7 separate regions of the Homo sapiens genome follow, and regions 1, 2, 3, 4, 6 and 7 are each linked to region 5. A link is a contact called in ENCODE Hi-C or POLR2A ChIA-PET data. All regions are on one chromosome and are shown on one strand. The core of a region is the stretch at or near the end of the contact, and the rest is flanking DNA. Distances in the headings are between cores, read along the strand shown. Region 1 overlaps LOC101928911 (a long non-coding RNA gene). Region 2 has its middle 55 kb from the start of AKIRIN2. Region 3 overlaps LOC101928911 (a long non-coding RNA gene). Region 4 overlaps LOC101928911 (a long non-coding RNA gene). Region 5 overlaps RNGTT (RNA guanylyltransferase and 5'-phosphatase). Region 6 has its middle 23 kb from the start of AKIRIN2. Region 7 has its middle 120 kb from the start of SPACA1.

Evidence for each region. A loop is a pair of places that touch in the nucleus more often than their neighbours do. ChIA-PET counts read pairs that join two places held with the same protein, here RNA polymerase II (POLR2A). Pooled maps may share reads with other maps.
Region 1: a pooled map shows a loop between it and region 5 (2.3-fold over the local background). The contact joins two enhancer-like sites. A Hi-C loop is called at or near these places in 1 of 37 single-sample maps with no recorded cell type and 3 of 50 pooled maps. POLR2A ChIA-PET finds 5 or more read pairs at or near these places in 2 of 52 experiments (OCI-LY7 and activated CD4-positive, alpha-beta T cell).
Region 2: a pooled map shows a loop between it and region 5 (5-fold over the local background). The contact joins two enhancer-like sites. A Hi-C loop is called at or near these places in 1 of 37 single-sample maps with no recorded cell type and 4 of 50 pooled maps. POLR2A ChIA-PET finds 5 or more read pairs at or near these places in 1 of 52 experiments (GM12878).
Region 3: a loop to region 5 is called in a pooled map, with 4 times the contacts of the local background. The contact joins two enhancer-like sites. A Hi-C loop is called at or near these places in 3 of 37 single-sample maps with no recorded cell type and 2 of 50 pooled maps.
Region 4: a loop to region 5 is called in a pooled map, with 3 times the contacts of the local background. The contact joins two enhancer-like sites. A Hi-C loop is called at or near these places in 2 of 37 single-sample maps with no recorded cell type and 3 of 50 pooled maps. POLR2A ChIA-PET finds 5 or more read pairs at or near these places in 1 of 52 experiments (OCI-LY7).
Region 6: a loop to region 5 is called in a pooled map, with 1.9 times the contacts of the local background. The contact joins two enhancer-like sites. A Hi-C loop is called at or near these places in 2 of 37 single-sample maps with no recorded cell type and 2 of 50 pooled maps.
Region 7: a map with no recorded cell type shows a loop between it and region 5 (6-fold over the local background). The contact joins two enhancer-like sites. A Hi-C loop is called at or near these places in 1 of 168 maps with a recorded cell type or tissue (GM12878), 28 of 37 single-sample maps with no recorded cell type and 6 of 50 pooled maps. POLR2A ChIA-PET finds 5 or more read pairs at or near these places in 2 of 52 experiments (OCI-LY7 and activated B cell).

The regions. Positions count from the first base shown.
Region 1 is chr6:87,795,212-87,797,911 of GRCh38, forward strand. All of the region lies in intron 2 of LOC101928911 (a long non-coding RNA gene), which reads left to right. Among named protein-coding and RNA genes, the nearest start is that of AKIRIN2, 94 kb to the left of the region's middle. RefSeq lists enhancers at 660-1,161, 1,162-1,661, 1,616-1,715. Within about 2 kb of position 1,441, at least 5 of the 41 ENCODE cell types and tissues checked have a DNase peak (open chromatin) inside an H3K27ac peak, as active enhancers do; they include OCI-LY7, where a contact is called at or near this core.
Region 2 is chr6:87,755,564-87,758,263 of GRCh38, forward strand. No RefSeq gene overlaps it. Among named protein-coding and RNA genes, the nearest start is that of AKIRIN2, 55 kb to the left of the region's middle. Within about 2 kb of position 1,433, at least 7 of the 41 ENCODE cell types and tissues checked have a DNase peak (open chromatin) inside an H3K27ac peak, as active enhancers do; they include GM12878, where a contact is called at or near this core.
Region 3 is chr6:87,830,797-87,833,496 of GRCh38, forward strand. The region is part of intron 2 of LOC101928911 (a long non-coding RNA gene); the gene reads left to right. Among named protein-coding and RNA genes, the nearest start is that of AKIRIN2, 130 kb to the left of the region's middle. Within about 2 kb of position 1,320, at least 7 of the 41 ENCODE cell types and tissues checked have a DNase peak (open chromatin) inside an H3K27ac peak, as active enhancers do.
Region 4 is chr6:87,903,886-87,906,585 of GRCh38, forward strand. All of the region lies in intron 2 of LOC101928911 (a long non-coding RNA gene), which reads left to right. Among named protein-coding and RNA genes, the nearest start is that of SPACA1, 140 kb to the right of the region's middle. RefSeq lists an enhancer at 1,319-1,568. Within about 2 kb of position 1,411, at least 2 of the 41 ENCODE cell types and tissues checked have a DNase peak (open chromatin) inside an H3K27ac peak, as active enhancers do; they include OCI-LY7, where a contact is called at or near this core.
Region 5 is chr6:88,640,334-88,643,033 of GRCh38, forward strand. All of the region lies in intron 14 of RNGTT (RNA guanylyltransferase and 5'-phosphatase), which reads right to left. Among named protein-coding and RNA genes, the nearest start is that of RNGTT, 320 kb to the right of the region's middle. Within about 2 kb of position 1,343, at least 3 of the 41 ENCODE cell types and tissues checked have a DNase peak (open chromatin) inside an H3K27ac peak, as active enhancers do; they include GM12878 and OCI-LY7, where a contact is called at or near this core.
Region 6 is chr6:87,724,267-87,726,966 of GRCh38, forward strand. No RefSeq gene overlaps it. Among named protein-coding and RNA genes, the nearest start is that of AKIRIN2, 23 kb to the left of the region's middle. RefSeq lists enhancers at 760-869, 1,560-1,619. Within about 2 kb of position 1,330, at least 5 of the 41 ENCODE cell types and tissues checked have a DNase peak (open chromatin) inside an H3K27ac peak, as active enhancers do.
Region 7 is chr6:87,924,245-87,926,944 of GRCh38, forward strand. No RefSeq gene overlaps it. Among named protein-coding and RNA genes, the nearest start is that of SPACA1, 120 kb to the right of the region's middle. RefSeq lists enhancers at 1,002-2,091, 1,277-1,466. Within about 2 kb of position 1,312, at least 5 of the 41 ENCODE cell types and tissues checked have a DNase peak (open chromatin) inside an H3K27ac peak, as active enhancers do; they include GM12878 and OCI-LY7, where a contact is called at or near this core.

The DNA.
Region 1 (2,700 bases), core at 191-2,690, 850 kb before region 5:
CACTTCTCTATTGTCTATGGGTTAATGCCAGCCCTGTTAGGGACTATCCAGTGAATTAAAAAAGCCCTGCCAACCCCAGGCGAGGGTTGGGAAGCAGTGTTAGTAGCACCTGGGGGTCTGGGGATGACTCATCGCACAGGTATCATTAACCCCCATTCATTCACTCGTTAATGAAGAAATAAGAGCAGGAATTTGGCAGAGGGACAGTTCTAGACTCAAGTCCATCTCTCACTCTAACTGGCTCAGTGATCTTAAGCAGGCATCTAACTTTTTTGAGCCTCCGTTTCTTTACCATTTCTATAAAATGGTAATAATAACACCTTGGAGGCTGGTTTTACGAGTTAAATATGATCATATACATTAAGCATATGTATAGTAACTGGTACAGCTTAGAGATTAAGGCATGCTAATTCCCTTTCTTCTTCTCTACAAACATTTGGAGGAGCTACTGACTACAAGGCATTATGCCAGGCAGGGAGGAAACAAAGGTAAATCCATTGTACACGGATTATGTCCTCTGGGAGCCTGCAGCCCAGTAATGGAGGAGATAAAGTCAATGGTAAGTGCACAGATAGTTACAACACAAGACAGAGAGCGTGAGGTACCATGAGAGGTGGAACCAAGATTGCAACGGGAAGGCCATGTCTATGCCCTATGTGTCTGCTTGTGAACTGACCTTCTTCATGGTTGGCAGTGCCCCTTACTGGATTAAAGGATGTTCTATGTTGTTTGTTACAACATGTTGGTGTCTTTAATTTGGAAGTTAAAAGAAAAAATAACAGAAAGGAGTTTTTGCTTCTATGAGGAAGGGGTACTTTATCAAAATTACCCAACACCATCCCTGAACTACGGGTGAGGACAAACCTGGCTCCCCCAATCTTTGCTGGAGAGCCGAAGCCTCTTCGGGTCCCATTGGGTCCAAGTGCAGCAGAACCTGGCTCTTTGGATCAGCGACATTAATCTGCTTTGTTTTATCTGCGGTGTCACAAAGTTTAGTTGAATGATCTGATAGAAAGTACAAACCGGCCGGGTGCAGTGGCTCACACCTCTAATCCTAGCACTTTGGGAGGCCGAGGTGGGCGGATTGCCTGAGCTCAGGGTTTTGAGACCAGCCTGAGCAACATGGTGAAACCCCCTCTCTACTAAAAGACAAGAGAAACTAGCCGGGCATGGCGGCGTGTGCCTGTAGTCCCAGCTACTCAGGAGGCTGAGGCAGGAGAATTACTTGAAACCGGGAGGCGGAGGTTGCAGTGAGCCGAGATCGCACCACTGCACCACTCCAGCCTGGGCAACAGAGCGAGACTCCGTCTCTAAAAAAAAAAGAAAGTACAAACCACAGCCTGACTCTGAGAATAACTGGGAGGAATCCCCTGCTGTCACACACTGGGAATCAGAGCGGCACATCCTGCCCTTGCAGGGCCCTGAGGCTCTAAAAGCAACATGTTCCAATTGGAAGCATATATTCTGCAAGGGTTTGTCTCCAGGCAGCGCTACAGCCTCCTCTTCTGGCACCATAGAGACTGTTGCTTCTGTCAGGATTTCTGGCACCAGCAAAAGTGAAAGGGAACAGGACCAACTACGCTTCCCTGAGCAAGGTGGATCTTCTGGGCAGCACCTTGGTGAGAATACACACCACTGAGCAGCCTAGACTGGTGCTGATTAGGTGAAGGGTGGGCGGCCAGAAGGACAGATTTTCATGTGTGTGTGTGTGTGTGTGTGTGTGTGTGTGAGTGAGAAACATAACTCAATGCTTCATCTCCCCTGCCTACATTACATTCACACTTTGTGAATCTGACAGCCTGTGGGTTTGGGCTGTATTTGCAGCTTTATTAGGCATTGCAGCAACTGAACAGGCTTTTCTTCTTCTTCCTTTTTTTTTTTTTTCTTTGAAACTACAGTTTCCCCTAGCTTGTGTTAAAATTCTCAGACTTTTCTTTTTTTAACCCCCTCCCCTTTTTAAAAGTTGTGAAATATGGTAGAGTGACTGAAAAGATTAGAGAATAAATGTACAGCAGAATGAAGGGAACACCCTGATGACTATCATTCTGATCAAGAATAGAGCATCTCTAGCTCCCAGAACACATCCCTCCTCCATACACCCCTTCCCTGTCACACCCCCACTCTGCCCCGATTTTACTTTTTCTTCCATTTAAAGATGTGTATGTATGTATGTATTTATTTATATTTATTATTATTTTTTTAAAGTGGAGATTCGCTTTTTGCCCAGGCTGGAGTGCAATGGCATGATCTCGACTCACTGCAACCTCCACCTCCTGGGTCCAAATGATTCTTCTCCCTCAGCCTCCTGAGTAGCTGGGTTTACAGGCACGCACCACCATGTCCGGCTAATTTTGTATTTTTGGTAGAGATGGGGTTTCACCATGTTGGCCAGGCTGGTCTCGAAGTCCTGACCTCAGGTGATCCACCCCCCTCAGCCTCCCAAAGTGCTGGGATTACAGTCATGAGCCACTGTGCCCGGCCTTGAATTTTTTATACAGTTAAAATGCATGTCCATTTTTGGGAAAAAATACATAAAATACAGACTATTGATGAAAAATATATCACCCATGATTTTTCCTTGCCCAGGGTCATGTTAACATTTTGTGAAATATCCTACAACACATTTAAATATGTATTTATGCTTTCTATAATTAAAAATGGACCACATGAGAAATGTTTTCAATAATATTTGGTGAAAAT
Region 2 (2,700 bases), core at 183-2,682, 880 kb before region 5:
AAGGTAACATGTTCACAGGTTTTGGAAATTAGGATACAGGAATCTTTGGGGGTCTACTATTCTACCTTCTACAATATGTATGTATGTATGCATGCACACATTGCTATATTTATTCCTATATCTATATAAATATATTGAAGACCATAACATCATTTAGATACTTCCAATTTCAACTGGACAACTACAGGGTTCATTCCAGATTTCTGTTTCAATATTTGTGACTCCCTCCTCCAACAATGGGAAACCTGGCTTTCATTATCCTTAATAAGTTACTTATTTGACTAATCTCCTCTTTGTAACTAGTGTCCTATTCTCCTTCTGTGCTCTTATCCTGGGAATGTCCTCCCACTCTACCTGGACTCTGAAACTTTATACCCAGCCACCCTTCCATGGGGACACCCTCTTCACTCCACTGGGATTCTGCCACCCCAAGCCAGGCTGCCCCTGCAGGAACACTGTCCTATCCTGTTCAGTCTCTGACACCACACAGCAAGCAGCCCTCCTGTGCAGACACTTTTCTCACCCTGCTGGGGCTCCAACACCCAGCTCTGGACCACGGTGGCTTCCCTCATTAGTCACAGATGTTATCCTGCTCTGCCCCACCTAAAGGCTTTAGCACCAAATTGCTGAGAGGGAAGGGAAGGGAAGAAAATTCCAAATGACATATTTTTGGGAGTGAGAAAGGGGGCACTGAACCTTGATCCAAACGAGGGTGGGAAATGTGGAATGCTGAGCAGGGAGAAGCAGGGAGATGAGGTGGAAGTTAGTACATAATAGAGGGTTTGAGGCTTGAATAAATATCGGCTATTGGAGTGGGTCCCTGTTCTTGGGCCTGTTTGCGTGTTTGAGGACCCGACTCATATTTTTCTGGGCTGAGAATGCTGCCACCAGCCTGGAGCCTCATCAAACCACTTTTTATTAAAAAACCACCCGTTGGCTCCTGTTGTTTTTTATGCTGATTAAGAACACTGACTTGGCTAAATGAACAAGGGGGCTGATTGTTGCTCTGTCTCTTGAAGCAGGAGAGGCTTTTGATCGAGTTGAGTGGGAGTTTATGTTTGAGGTACTTTAAAAAATGAAATTTGGAGATAAGCTTATGAACTGAATTTGAACTTCATTTCAAGCTCATTGAACAGAAATGTTTTAGATCCCTTTAATCTGAAAAAGGCCCATTGCAATTGTCCTTTGAATCTCTTATTTTTCTTTAAGATAAAGCTTCTTCTCAAATTACTTACTATTTATCTACGTACTGAGAAGGGAAAAATAAACTTAAGTTTAAAGATGTTTGGATATTTTTCTTTCTCTGAGGATAGGAAACATGGCTCGGGTGCCTTCTCTCTCCACCCTGGCACCCAGAGCAAGGATGTTGCTCATTAGTGACTAAGTAGGACCAGCGTCTCAGGTGGCAATCTGGGAGCAAGCTCAGCTTCACAATGGGGGACTGTGGGTTGGTTGCACAGAAAGCAGAAGCTTGTGGGTTCTAATCTCACTTCCTCCATTGGCTTCTGGGTGGCTTTAGGTGAGTCATTTAATTTCCACATGTTTGGTTTGCCCCATCTGCCACATGGAGCTAATGATACTCCTCATCTACTTATTTCACAGGGATGTTGTAAGAGCTGATTAATGTACAGGGTGGCCAAACATTGCACATGTATGATGAGCTAAGAAAAGTAAGATAATGAGCCCAGAAACCTTTTCAAATTAGGGGTGATCTTTTCCTTTAGGAATGAGCTGTGCTTATGATGCTGTTTTTTTTTTTTTCCTGAGTCGGAGTTTCACTCTTGTCGCCCAGGCTGGAGTGCAAGTGGTGTGATCTCGGCTCACTGCAACCTCTGCCTCCTGGGTTCAAGTGATTCTCCTGCCTCAGCCTTCCGAGTAGCTGGGATTACAGGTGTGTGCCACCATGCCCCAGCTAATTTTTGTATTTTAAGTAGAGACAGAGTTTTGCCATGTTGGCCAGGCTGGTCTCAAACTCCTGACCTCGGATGATCTGCCAGCCTCTGCCTCCCAAAGTGCTGGCATTATACGAGTGAGCCACCACGCCCGGCCTTTTTTGTTTTTGTTTTTGTTTTGCACTCTGTCACCTGAGCTGGAGTGTGGTGGTGTGATCTCAGCTCACTGCAACCTCCGCTTCCCAGGTTCAAATGATTCTCCTGCCTCAGCTTCCCTAGTAGTTGGGATTACAGGCGTGTGCTACTGTACCTGGCTAATTTTTGTATTTTTAGTAGAGATGGGGTTTTGCCATATTGGCCAGGCTGGTCTCAAACTCTTGGCCTTGAGTGATCCGCCCGTCTCAGCCTCCCAAAGTGCTGGTATTACAGGTGAGCCACTGTGACCAGCCATGGTATTTTTTTTTTTTGACCATTTCTCTGTCTTATTAATTTAACTCATGCTATTATTAATTATATACATAATATGTTTGGCTCAACATGGATGACATCATTCATTTCAATATATTTTTGTTTGCTTCCTATGTGCCTGGCACTCTCTGTATTAGAATTAAAAACCTAAGTGAAAGCCAAATTATAGGAAGGTCAGGAAATGGGAAATATTTATGAGCAAATTCATGCTTATATTTCTTTTGTTAACTCTGAAGATGTATTTGTTTGAACATACACTTCTGCCCGGTGGCTCACGCCTGTAATCCTAGCACTTTGGGAGTCCAAGGCAGGCGGATCACCTGAGGTCAGGAGTTAGAAA
Region 3 (2,700 bases), core at 70-2,569, 810 kb before region 5:
TCAGCCTCCTGAGTATCTGGGACTACAGGGGCCCACCACCATGCCTGGATAATTTTTTTGTGTTTTGTCGAGATGGGGTTTCTCTCTGTTGCCCAGGCTGGTCTTGAACTCCTGGGCTCAAGTGATCCACCTGCTTCAGCCTCCCAAAGTGCTGAGACTACAAGCTTGAGCTGCCGCACCTGGCCCCATTCCCTTTTTACAATACTACTGTTATCACCCTTGTCCATGCAACTATATTTTATTGCCTGTAAGACTACAGTCATTTCCAAAGAAGTTTCCCTGTTTCTACTGTTGTGCTTGTTATGGTACTTCCTCCACACAGCATCCAGAATAATTTTCAAAAATGTAAATCAGATTGCATCACTCCCTTTCTTAATAACCTTTTGCACTGCCCCATGTCCGCGTCCCTGAGCCCATAAAACCCTCTTCTTTGCATTCTTTAGTGCATTATTTCCGCTGTAGTACTGACCTCCTGAAAAGCTCAAGCCTCTTTTATGCTATATGGTTTCTTTCCCACAGATAAAGTAAGAATAAAAATATTTATGGATCTGAAAATTCCTTAAAGTATTTGTTACTGTGCAGGAGGTAGAAAACTTCCTAGGTAACCTCTTCTTCTTTTTTTTTTTTTTGAAACAAAGGCTGGAACTTCAGGGACCAGTGATGTTGTCAGTTTTCTACTATCTGATGAAGGATACTGAAGAGAGTGAAAAAAATAGTATAGACTTGGGGAGAAAGGAATGGATTTGTGGGAGAATAAAATGGGAAAGTAAAACAGAGTGGGGAAGGGGGAGCTAAAAAGAAAAGCACCCAGGATAAATCTTTTCCTTGCTTTATAATTCATATCATAGTAAAATTTTATAAATTTAGTTTCTGTAGAAAAAGGAATAATAAAATGATATTAATTAGGATCATATTCATAATTATACTGTTTCTCTCTGAATTTATATAATCTTTCTGCAAAGAGCTAAAAATGGCTTAAAAAGCTCTAATGATATTATATTATTTAGCAATGTGTCTGTAATAGACATTAATGATACAGTATTAAACCAATCCATAGAGCTTTCTAAAGGTACGGTAGGCTAATATAACACCAGAAACCTAATTGCTGCTCTCAGAATTTAGAATTGAAATTAGCTTAATGATATAAAATTTTTTAATAGGAAAAGCTATCCACAAATAGTTGCTATCATGTAGTTTTTCAGTGTAAAGAAAATTTAAAAAATCAATAAAAACAAAATGATTACTCAGACCTTGTTACATAGATATCGCTGTTAGACGTCCTCCTTTTCTAAGATAACCTATTGTGTGGTTTTCAGAGCCTTTTATAAGTCAGCCACTAGAGAGCAAACTTCTTCTTTTTATCAGGCCGTAGTTTTATTTTTTTTAAAAAATACACACCACGTATATATTGGGAATCTCACAATGACACATTATCTCAGACTGTAAAATCTGATAATATAGCTTCTAGATGCCTGGGGCAGTGGGTGTAGGGGATGAAGTGGGAAATTTTAAGGCCGTTTATATTAAAAACACAAGAAAGAACAAGATAAGATGTTGTAATGTTGAACTACCTTCCTGGAGTGAAAATGAAACCTTCTGCTAATGGAGCATAAAGTCTTACGTTTCATGCCATGTAATAAAATATGATAGGCATTGTTTGGTCTGACAGGTATCTTGGGCCTTTTTCCAGACTAGGGTCTCCAGGGAGCTCAAAGACATGTTACTGTTTCCAGGTGAAATGTAGATAAATTACATTGTCAGCTACCTTTGCTGCCTCCAGTTCCAGAGGCTCCAGTCACACAAAAGAAAGCTGCCAGTTCCAGAACACTCTCATCTATTGGACTAACCCCCAACTATTGACATCCTTTCCAAAGGTCAGGATGGCACCCAAAACATCAATATACAGGCAGATCAATCTGCTAAAGGGTGCCAGGGAACAGAAGGATTTACTGCACATAGAAATTCCAATTTTTCAGGCCCCAGAGTGTCTCAGCCTCCTTTTTGGCCAAGAATGGGAGATACTCAGCTAGGTAAACCACTTTCTCTTCTGGTGGCCTGTTGGCAATTGGCCCCGTTCTCATGACCCTAGAGTCTCATGGCTCACCAAAGTCGTCAGAATCAAGTTTCATCTCTGTTATTTGGGCTTTGGGCTATTTGAAGGTTTATAGTTTAAAATTTGAACTTTTTAGATATTTCAAAAAAACAGTATTGGATTGGTGCAAAAGTAATTGCAGATTTTGCCATTACTTTATACCAACCTAATATTAAGAGCTGTAGGAAGATTATAAAAGATATCCAAGAAGGGAGATTTCAAAACCTTCCAAGGGAACACTTTCCAGGGTTTATTGGCTATTCCGGTTAGATTATTTTTCTTTTCTTTTCTTTTTTTTTTTGTTGAGACAGAGTCTCGTTCTGTCACCTAGGCTGGAGTGCAGTGGCATGATCTTGGCTCACTGCACCCTCTGCCTCCCAGGTTCAAGTGATTCTCCTGCCTCAGACTCCTGAGTAGCTGGGATTACAAGTGCCCACCACCACACCTGGCTACTTTTTGTATTTTTAGTAGAGACGGGGTTTCTCCATCTTGGTCAGGCTGGTCTCAAACTCCTGATCTCAGGTGATCCTCCCACCTTGGCCTCCCAAAGTGCTGGGATTACAGGCATGAGCCACCATGCCCCGCCAGGTTATTTTTCTTATGTTGAA
Region 4 (2,700 bases), core at 161-2,660, 740 kb before region 5:
AGCTAAAATCTCAGAGTCTCTGAAAATTATTCAAACAGTTCCTGTTCCCCAGTCCACCTGCCCCCTTGAAATACATCCTCGGTTCCCTGTTTCCCTAGACCTTTCCTGGGCCACACCAGCCCTGGTTGGTTGTCTTGCTCAGTGCAGTGACAGGGTGAATTATTTCTGCATTCTTGAATGTAGCAAAACTTATCTACTTGAACCTCAGGTCACCAAATATAAAGCAATTTTGAACTGAAGGGGTTGTGGATACTTTAAGTCTCTGTGGGAATACAGGAGCTCACAATTCTTATTCTCAGCTTCCTCAAACAAAGGCTCAAGGAACAGTCCTCATTACTTTTCAGAGGTTGGGGGAGGGTTAAGGTCAGGAAGAGGTTGCTGAGTTTACAGTCTCATCCTGTCTCCCTCCTCCTATTGACAAGTCATCAGGATGGTTTATAGATTACTGCCTTACTTTAAGGCCTGTTTGTTGATGTTTGCAGACATTTATCCAATCTCAAGAAACTCAAGGGACCTGATTTCAACTTCAAATTATATATTATCCATATTTGGGATGGAATGGGCAATTTTAATAGAGAAACCCTATCAATCAGGCCAGGGAATAAATAGGAGGGCTTTGATTTATATACTGTGTTGAAATCATCTATATTGATTTAAAATTTTTAAAGTTCCTATGAATGTAATATTTTAACCTGAATATGATTCTTAACAATCCCCTCTCCTCAAATTGTATTCTTCTATTTTTTTTAACCTTTGGTGAAATATTAACTTACTGTACCATGCATTGATAATGTCCCCAGAGGTTAGCCAGGAGAAATATCAGCGTGTCCTTGGAGAGCTTGTCTATCCTGATGAGAACAAAAATTCTAGGACAAAAAGGCTCAATTCCTGAAATAATTACAGTAACTTCAGAAAGGAAATTAAGTATCTATTGAAAGATACACTTAGTAGAATAGTGACTTTTCCTACACATTTAAAATTTAGATACTATATTCAGGAAAAGGGAATTTACCAGGGTTTTTGGATGCAAATGATGAGAAATTAGTTAGTATCTGCAAGCCTGTAAGTACAATATAGTTTTGTACTTATGTAATTAGAGCTGTTTGTGAATCACTCTAATGTCACGTCTGATAGCTATAGTCCTTCAAAGGGGTATTTACATTAAGCCTGATGATAGGTACAGGCATGGAGACAATGAAATTCATTTTATCTATTGTAACATGCAGCCAGTAAATTAGCTTCCCTTTAACTTATGCTACGAAATGATGCTATTTAGTTTATGTGCATTATTCTTGGACTTCTGCATTCCTGGGAAAAGGTTGTCAAAGGTTGTATTAGCTGTGCAGTGAGGCAGCACAGCATGTCCAGGCACATACTCAGGTTAAAACCCTGCTGTACACATCTGCTGTCATTACCCTTTGCATCTTTGCTGATAATTTTTAAGAACCAAAACTGTATGTTGCTATTTTTAGTCCACTTACTTTCTGTTGAGGGTGATGGTCATTATTCTGACATTTCGTGACATATATGTCCACCCCCTGCTCCCCTGCATCAAAATAGATATGTTTTCATACCTACCACACAATCCAGCTGGGCTCAATTTGCATTTAGTTCTCTGGGGAGAGTTAATAATTTTATTTTCAAAAGGTCACTTGCTGACACACAACCTATAAAATAGTTAGCTACCCAAGATTCTTTTCACTCATTCCTCAAATACTTGGTTTAGTTTGGTCTTTTTAATTCACTACTGAAAATCCATTGCCTCTAGGAATTTCAATATTGCATTACAGCATAACAAACTATCCAATATCACTAATGGCCTATTTAGGAATGAAATGCTTTTTTTTTTTCTGGTTTTAAGCAATTTCTAATTTTGAAGGGGATCAGGCACCATCTACAAGGATAGAGTTAATAGCTCCCTGAAGGGACACATCACTAGCCAGGTCATAAAAATCATGCATGCTTTGCTCTTTCAGCCATAAGGCAAGAGGAAAACAAATACGCCTATTTTCCCTCTGCATTACCTTTGTGGTCTGAGGATGTTTGAAAAATTACAGCCATTATATTATTATTATTATTGTTATTTTTTACAATGTTTCTGAAATATGCATTTTTATTCATGTTTATCTATTTATATCTGGTATTTATCTATTTATGTCCTTTCCTCAAGAATTTACTCTCTAAGATGTCTTCTTTCAAAATCATATCCAAAACAGAACGCAAGTGCTGGGATGAATATAATATATACCATTTGAGAATTTGCCAGGCGTAACTATTAACTGGAAGATTCAAGCAAAGAACTAGTTAGTAAGGGAAGAAATTACTCAACATATTTGTTTTGGCTGCTCACATCAATCAGATTTGTGAGATAATAGCTTTAATTCCTTGTGATGAAACACACCAATCCTTTTCTGTATTACAAATGTACCCCAGTTTGACTAAGACAAAAATCAATCTAAATGCAGTGCATTTGCTTTGTCATTGTAAATGGTGCTTGGGTAATGAGCCCCTCAGGGATGGACGGGAGAGAACAGAGCAGTAGAGGAGGAAACAGGAGTGGGTGGGCTAAGGGCAAGGTTTATGATCCAACCTAGAAATCAGGAGGGAAGACATTGGGAAAACATTTCAGTATTCGAAGAGAGGGCCAGACAGTGAGGTGAAGAAGACCCAACAGAACTGGACTTAAGGTGGGGAGGGGGA
Region 5 (2,700 bases), core at 93-2,592:
CAGCTCAGGAGTTTGAGACCAACATAGGCAGCATACCGAGACCCTGTCTCTACAAAAAAAAAAAAAAAAAATCCAGGCATGGTGGCATGTGCCTGTAGTCCCAGCTACTCGAGAGGCTAAGGTAGGAAGATCTCTTGAGCCTGGGAGATAGTGCAGTGAACTATGATCACACCACTGCACTCCAGCCTGGGTGACAGAGTGAGACCTTGTCTCAAAAAAAAAAAAAAGAAAAGAAAAAAAAAAAAGAGCAACAAAAATAACTGGATCTGAGGTGATGTTGAAATTGTCAATTTAACTGCCCAGTAGGCAGCTGAAGATTCAAAACTGAGGTTTTAAAAAAGAATGAGGATTGAGGATTAGAGGTGAAGAATTAAGAGTCATCTGCATATTATTATTCCAGTTACAAATGACCATGACAAAGCTGTGACATTACAGTTCACCTATTTCTGAATATGTATTACATGTATATTCAGGAGAACTTAACACTATATATTTATGTTGTAAGCTCCCAAAATAAAAATTTGGATAAGGTCCCTATTAATGGAAAGAAGTAGATGAAACTATTCTTTAAGAGATTCCTCTGCATAGTATAATAAGCTGCTTGGGTTATTTTCATACCTAATAATGTATTTCTTCTATGAGACTCCCTAGAATCTGCCATTACCATGTTTCCAGTTGGATAAAAAGCTCCCAGTTCATATTAATACTGCTGTGTTAAGACGACCGGCCGGGTGCGGTGGCTCATGCCTGTAATCCCAGTACTTTGGGAGGCCAAGGCGGGTGGATCACAAGGTCAGGAGTCTGAGACCAGAGTGGCCAAGATAGTGAAACCCTGTCTCTACTAAAAATACAAAAATTAGCCAGGCACGGTGGCGGGCGCCTGTAATCCCAGCTACTCAGGAAGCTGAGGCAGGAGAATCACTTGAACCCATGAGGCGGAGGTTGCAGTGAGCTGAGATGGCGCCACTGCACTCTAGCTTGGGCAACAGAGTGAGACTCTGTCTTAAAAAAAAAAAAAAAAAAAAATAACCATGGTGAAGCTGAAATATACTGTAAGCATGATTATATACCATAAACACTCAGGTACCACAGATGAGCTCCGTGCTGTAGAGACAAGCAAAGGATCTAAATCTGCAGAATGACTTAATAGAGGAATGTGGATTATAAATCACACTACACTATTACTGCTAAGACAAAAGTGAAAATTCCAGTAAAGCACTGACAGACAAAATAGAAAGCAGAACTGATTCAGTCATTTGGGTGGAGAGACTTGAATTTACAATGAGTACAAGCTAAGTTGGAAAGAGAAGTATTTTAAGTTTCAAACCTGTTTTTCATCACTTGGTATGGCTGTGAGTGACAGTAACAAAGACTCCAGCTGCTGCCACAGTGAAGAAAGGGAGATTTTTGAGTAAAGGCAGCAGACTCATTGAAGAAAAGAAACCACTGTAAATGAAACAACACTCTTTCTGAGCATAACTGCAGCTGCTTTTTGTCATCTTGGCTGTATTCACACATACACAGCCAGTATACAGTAGCATCACATTCAAATATTTACGATCACAGGAGAAGTATATGTATTTAAAAGAAATAAAAAGTAAGTCTGTAGGTCTTTTAAACATACAAACACTGGCACTACTAGAGTGTTAATAGTGCCTTAAGGAACACACAGAAGAATTAGCTACCTTGTCATTTGAGAGAGAGAGAGAGAGAGAGAAAATAGGAATGTAATGTCAGTGAATCAAAGTACTATATCTTTCTCCAGGAGGGTGTAGAGATACCTTTAGGCTCACAGGTCAAAGCTTATGGATGTATATAATAGGATGCAAGGAACTGCCAGAATTTGACCTTGAGAAATGACAGCTGACAGCAAATCACTAACTACAAAAATATACTAATCATGGACCACTTTTCAAGGCAGTAACTGACTTAAGGACATTTAACAAATCCTGAGGCCACTGCCTTATTAAAGCACACAGCAAGAGCCTAATATGATACCCCAAATAAATGTTATATAAATTACAGAACACTTTAAGAAGGTAGGGATACTTCTAACATATCAAAGGGAAAATTTTACATAAATGCTTGCTTTAAAAAGCTACAGGGAAAATACTTCATTAAATGATGATGTTGGATAACTGAAGTAAGTATATACAGTCTGACATTTCTATAGAGGTTCTTCTTTAAAATGCACTCTTGCATGTGCTGGCTCCCGTGAAATACCTGACATTCTCAAATGTAAGTCAGCAATATTTATACAAGAACAGTGTCATAAGAACAAAAAGGGTGGGGTTGGAAAGGCAGAAAAACCTGAGTTCTAATCTCAATTCCATCATTTGCTGAATTTATGACCATGGGCAAGTTATTTAACCTCTCTGAGTTTCCATTTTCTCACATGAAAATAAAAGCAATATTTACTTAGTAAGACTGCTATAAACACTAGAAGGTATAATATGTCTTAGGCACATAATATGTGCTCAATAAAAATGATTTATTTTGCCTATTTATAAAAATACTTTTTCTTCTATACCTAGTACAATTAAAGTCATGTAATTGTTTATGCCAGAGCTAAGTTTGAAAAAATTATCTTTGATCTCAACGCAAATGTCTAACCTTGAAAATAATGTCAAAGATTATTATTTCCAAAAGGGAAGTACAAATGCGCCTTGACTTACAATACAGTTACATCCTGCTTAGCCC
Region 6 (2,700 bases), core at 80-2,579, 920 kb before region 5:
CTCAAATTATTAGAGCTAATCCTAGTATAAAATAATGGAGAAATAGTTGAGTAAATTAGAGTGCATCAGCTGGTGGAATACTATGCAGATGTTAAAAGGGATAATTAACAAGATTAAACAACATGAAAAGACGTTTTTGATTCAATGAATGAGGAAAAAGGTAGAATACGAAATTGTAAGTATCAACCTTATAAGTATCAACCATGTGAAAATGGGTTTACATAAGGACATTTTTCTTGGTGGTCTTTTTTTTTTTTTTTTTGAGACAGAGTTTCGCTCTTGTTGCCCAGGCTGGAGTCTGGAGTGCAATGGCGTGATCTCCGCTCACCACAACCTCCACCTCCTGGGTTCAAGCGATTCTCCTGCTTCAGCCTCCTGAGTAGCTGGGATTACAGGCATGCGCCATCACACCCAGCTAATTTTGTATTTTTAGTAGAGACGGGGTTTCTCCATTTTGTCAGGCTGGTCTCAAACTCCCGACCTCAGGTGATCTGCCCGCCTCGGCGTCCCAAAATGCTGGGATTACAGGCGTAAGCCACCACACCCAGCCTCTTGGTAGTCTTTAACAAGGTAACTGAGGTTGCCACAACCATAGATCTTGGTACGTAAGATAAAATCTATTGAGCATTTCTGCCTTAGAGGATTTTGGCTAAGGTAATGTCACTGTCCTAGTTCAGTTCCAGAATTTGTTCCTATATTGTCCAGATTCTGTGCCTTTTGCTGATCTACTTCTGTGCTGGTCCATAGCACTCTCAACTGATGGGACCCACTGATTATAGAGTTCTCAGTCTCTCTGTCTGCAGTTACTTAAACTCTGGTATGGAGATCTTTTGCTTTGCACCACACAAATGTTAAGAACTACATTTAAATTGCTTTCATTTTTTTTCTGCCTACTCTTTTCCAAATCTGTGTCAAGGTGGAGATATGACTGTCCTCCAGTGTGCTAATAATGTCTGCAAAGCTTCTGGGAATACCTGCCAAAGCCAAGGTGTGAGGGAGAGACCTTGAATCTCTCCTTGCATTTGGTGGGAAAAAAACAATTTATAGATTGAGTGCCTCCTGCAAGACTTTTTTTTTGTTACAGAAAAATCCTTTTATGGCTGTTTTCTGTTCCAATCATGAACAGAAGTCTCCTTGCAAACAGAGGCCTCCTGCTGCTTTTCAAGGGTTTGGTGGCCTAATCATTTTGTGCCTGCCCTAGCAGACACTTTTTATGTTTGTGGCTTCTTATCATCTCTTAAAAGCCCTTCCAATATCAAGGGAATTTCTATATTTTGAGTTCTGTTTTTCAAGGTGAAACTAGAACTCTCTATTCTAGTCTTATTTGCGGCCAAGATGCAAGCATGTGACCTAGTTTCTGCAATCAGATGTAGCCATGCAACACTGAATGCAGAAGAAAAAACCATGAGAAAGCAGGTGTCATGCAGAATCTGTTTTCTGGTGAAGCTATGGAGCTTGCCAGTGGCACAGAAATGGCCCAGCACCAGTGTTGGTATCCCCAGCAGAGAGTTAGTGCAGCCACAGTGCCAACGCCAGCGGCGTTCTCTTCTATAACAGTCCAGCAGTATGATTTGGATATAACTTCCTGCCAAGTAGCCCAGAACATGATTCTCTGGCCCTTCCAGACAGTCTATGTGCTATCTAATACCCTTTAATACTTTCAATTTATTTTATTTTCCTTCTTTTTTTTTTTTTTGAGACGGAGTCTCACTCCGTCACCCAGGTTGGAGTACAGTGGCGTGATGTCAGCTCACTGCAACTTCTGCCTCTCTGGTTCAAGTGATTCTCCTGCCTTGGGCTCCTGAGTAGCTAGGACTACAGGCACAAGCCACCACGCCCAGCTTATTTTTTGTATTTGTAGTAGAGATGGGGTTTCACCATGTTGACCGGGCTGGTTTTGAACTCCTGACCTCAGATGATCCGCCCACCTCGGCCTCCCAAAGTGCTGGGATTACAGGCGTGAGCCACCACGCCCGGTTCATTTTATTTTTAAACTAGCAAGAGTGGATTCTGTTGTTTGCAACCAAAAATCTTTTTTTTTTTTTTTGAGACAGAGTCTCTCTCTGTCACCCAGGCTGGAGGGCAGTGGTGCGATCCTGGCTCACTGCAGCCTCTGCCTCACGGGTTCAAGCGATTATCCTGCTTCAGGCTCCTGAGTAGCTGGGACCACAGGTGCACACCACCACACCAGGCTAATTTTTTTATTTTTAGTAGATACTGGGTTTCACCATGTTGGTCAGGCTGGTCTCGAACTCCTGACTTCAGGTGATCCACCCACCTCGGCCTCCCAAAGTGCTGGGATTACCGGCGTCAGCCACCATGCCCAGCCACAACCAAAAATCTTGAACAATATACCTATATTCATGATTTTACATTAGGCTGAAAGACAAAAGTGGGCCGGGCACGGTGACTCACGCCTGTAATCTCAGCACTTTGGGAGGCTGAGGTGGGAGAATCACCTGAGATCAGGAGTTCAAGACCAGCCTGGCCAACATGGTGAAATCCCCATCTCCACAAAAATACCAAAAAATTAGCCAGGCATGATGGCGGGTGCCGGTAATCCCAACTATTTGGGAAGCTGAGGTGGGAGAATCGCTTGAACCCAGGAGGCGGAGGTTGCAGTGAGCCAAGATTGTGCCATTGCACTCCAGCCTGGGTGACAGAGTGAGACTGCATCTCAAAAAAAAAAAAAGTCTTAAA
Region 7 (2,700 bases), core at 62-2,561, 720 kb before region 5:
AGATTGCTCCACTGCACTCCAGTCTGGGTGACAGAGTGAGACCCTGTCTCAAAAATAAATAAATAAATAAATAAATCAGAGTAACAAGAGTTAACTGCAGGTAATGAAACATTATAGGTATATTAAAAAAAATTCTTCCTTCTAACATCCCCCAAAACAGATAACACATGTTAACAACTTGGTGTGTATCCTTCTGTGCTGTTACTCATGCTGAGACAAACATATCAAAACAAACCCACAAGTATATAAGATTTTTGTTGGGATTTTTGGTTTTTCATAAAGTGGACAAACCCATTTTCTCCATCTTTCTTCACTTAAGGATACATCATTGACACCTCTCCAAAATTAATTTTAAAATGCTTAATGTTCCAGAAATATGGATGTGGTATCATTTATTCATCCCTTAATCAATGTCACATTTAAGAGGGATATGGGCAAATAGGGCAGGGGATGATGTTCCAGGGCAGGATGGCAGAAGTGGAGCCAGAAGCCATGACATAGAAAAAAGGACTGATGCAACCAGAGATGCTTAACTGGGAGAATAAAAGGTGGGTGGAAGAAGGGGAGGGTTGGTTGGGTTCATCAGTTAATATTGGAGCTTTGCTCAGACTGGGGTTGAACAGGTTAGTAATTCTATGGTTAGTGTTTGATTCCTTGTCAAGACAGGTCTAGGGAAGTGGGGAGGGTGAAGACTCTATTTCCTTCAGTGATTGGAGGGTTGTGCAAAACAGCAGCCTTTGGGGTTACCAAGCGTGGCCCACCCTATCCCCAGAGAGCTGGCGGGCTCTGTGGAACAACCTCCACAGTAAGCACATTATAAAAACATTAGGCGAAATAATAAAAATAATGACATTAAAAAGAAAAATTGTTGTAGAAACCAAACAAACCCAGACCTACAGCCGAGGCAGGCACCAGCCGGGATGTTGTTAGCATGCTTAGGAGAAATTTGATTTCGATGAATTTCGTTGTCAGTGTAACCAGGGCATGAATCACCCTCCTCCGCCCTTTCTCATCGTTCTAATACCAAGATTTAGAGAACATGGCATTAGAGAGATAAAGAGGTTCACAAACAGTATCAGCCAGGAGCCCCCCGGGCCCAAAAGCAGCACCAGGCTCAGCCAGGAGGCAGCTTTCTGCTGTTATGGGCCTATAAATCTGAAGGCATCTGAACCCCTGCGGGATCTGAAGCCATCAACTCTGAGACCAGAACTGTCACCTTTTCTGCTCCCAACCTCTTCCTCCCACCACAGTCCACCTGACCATGGGGTGAGAAATGAGGTTTCTCACTAGAAGCAAGTTCTGGCAGAGCAGGGGCCTGGCCACACCAGTGCTGTAGCAAGCAGCTTGCACTGGCTTCCAGGGTTTGCATCCGTGGTGACAAATGTACTCTCCTGAGGTGGCTAGGAAAAGCCACCTGTCCTGCCAGACACAGGGATGCAACGCCAGTGTAGGATCTGGAGGATCCCACATGCAGCATCGGGGCAGATGGTCACAGTCTGGTGACTGGGGAATCCCCAACGGCCCTGAAACCATGCTCTCAGTTTTATTTTTAGCTAATATGTACTTGATCCTTTCCCACGTGCCAGACATAGTGCCAGGTGCTTCCTGTGGATCATCTCCATCCGTGTTCCCAGCCCTCTGCTAGCTACTGGTGCACATACTTTACACATGAGGAGACTGAGGCTCAGGGAGATGAAGTTACCTGGCCCAAGTCACTCAGCTGGCCAGGAGTGGAGCCAGGGCTTGACCTGAGGTCTGCCCAACTCCAGCATTTATACCCTTTCCATTAAGAGTTGATGATGCCTCATGGCCATGAGAAGGGACTACGGGGAAAAGTGGGCTTTCCTAAAGCCTTTGCTTTCTCTCATCTGATTACAAATCCAACCAATTTCATGCGTTCCAATTCGAAGTGCTCAACCTACCCTCATTTATCTATAGTTCGTCACAGCCCTCAAGATTGCTTAGGGGATGGGGGACCTGTCTTAGTAATACCAGTGCTTCAGGCCGTTACCACTCACACAGGTGACAAAAACAGGGACTAGAAATTAGAATTAGAGAAATCCACAAAGCGCTGAGGTTGGCTGTCTTGTGGTGGCGTTTCTCAGATACCAGGGCCCACTGATTTATTTCCCTCAAGGAGAGGCAGTGAAAAACAGTGGTTAGGAAAATAGTCATGAAACATGGATTCTGGAGTTGAGTGATCTGGGTTTAAGTCCCAGTTCTGGCTGTGACTTTGGGCAAGTTACTTAACCTTGTATAAAACAGGAATAATAATAAGATTAAATGAGCTCTTGTATACAGAGTTGTCAGCTTAGTCCCTTGCACAAAGTAGGTATTCAGTACATACTATCCATTGTGGATAGTATGTTGTCCCCAGGTACAGCGGGGACACTGCAGAAGCACTGTCATTAAGGCATGCACTTGGAGTTGTTTTTCCTGTAGGGGGAACATGTTTTAGTCAACCAATATCTGTTCACAAATCTGGCGTCTTTTGGGGAATTGTTTGGGAACTGCCTGGCCTGGGTAAAGAGAGGCATTTCCAGAAGAATATAATTCCAGGCTCAAAGACAGCTGATTCACAGTACCGGTTCTGCCAGTCACCACTGGGTCCTTTGTGCAGTCACTCCATTCTCTGAGTTGTGACTGAAGGATTATGAGAGCCACCTTGGCTAGGTCATTGTCCACCTGAGATGAGGTCAC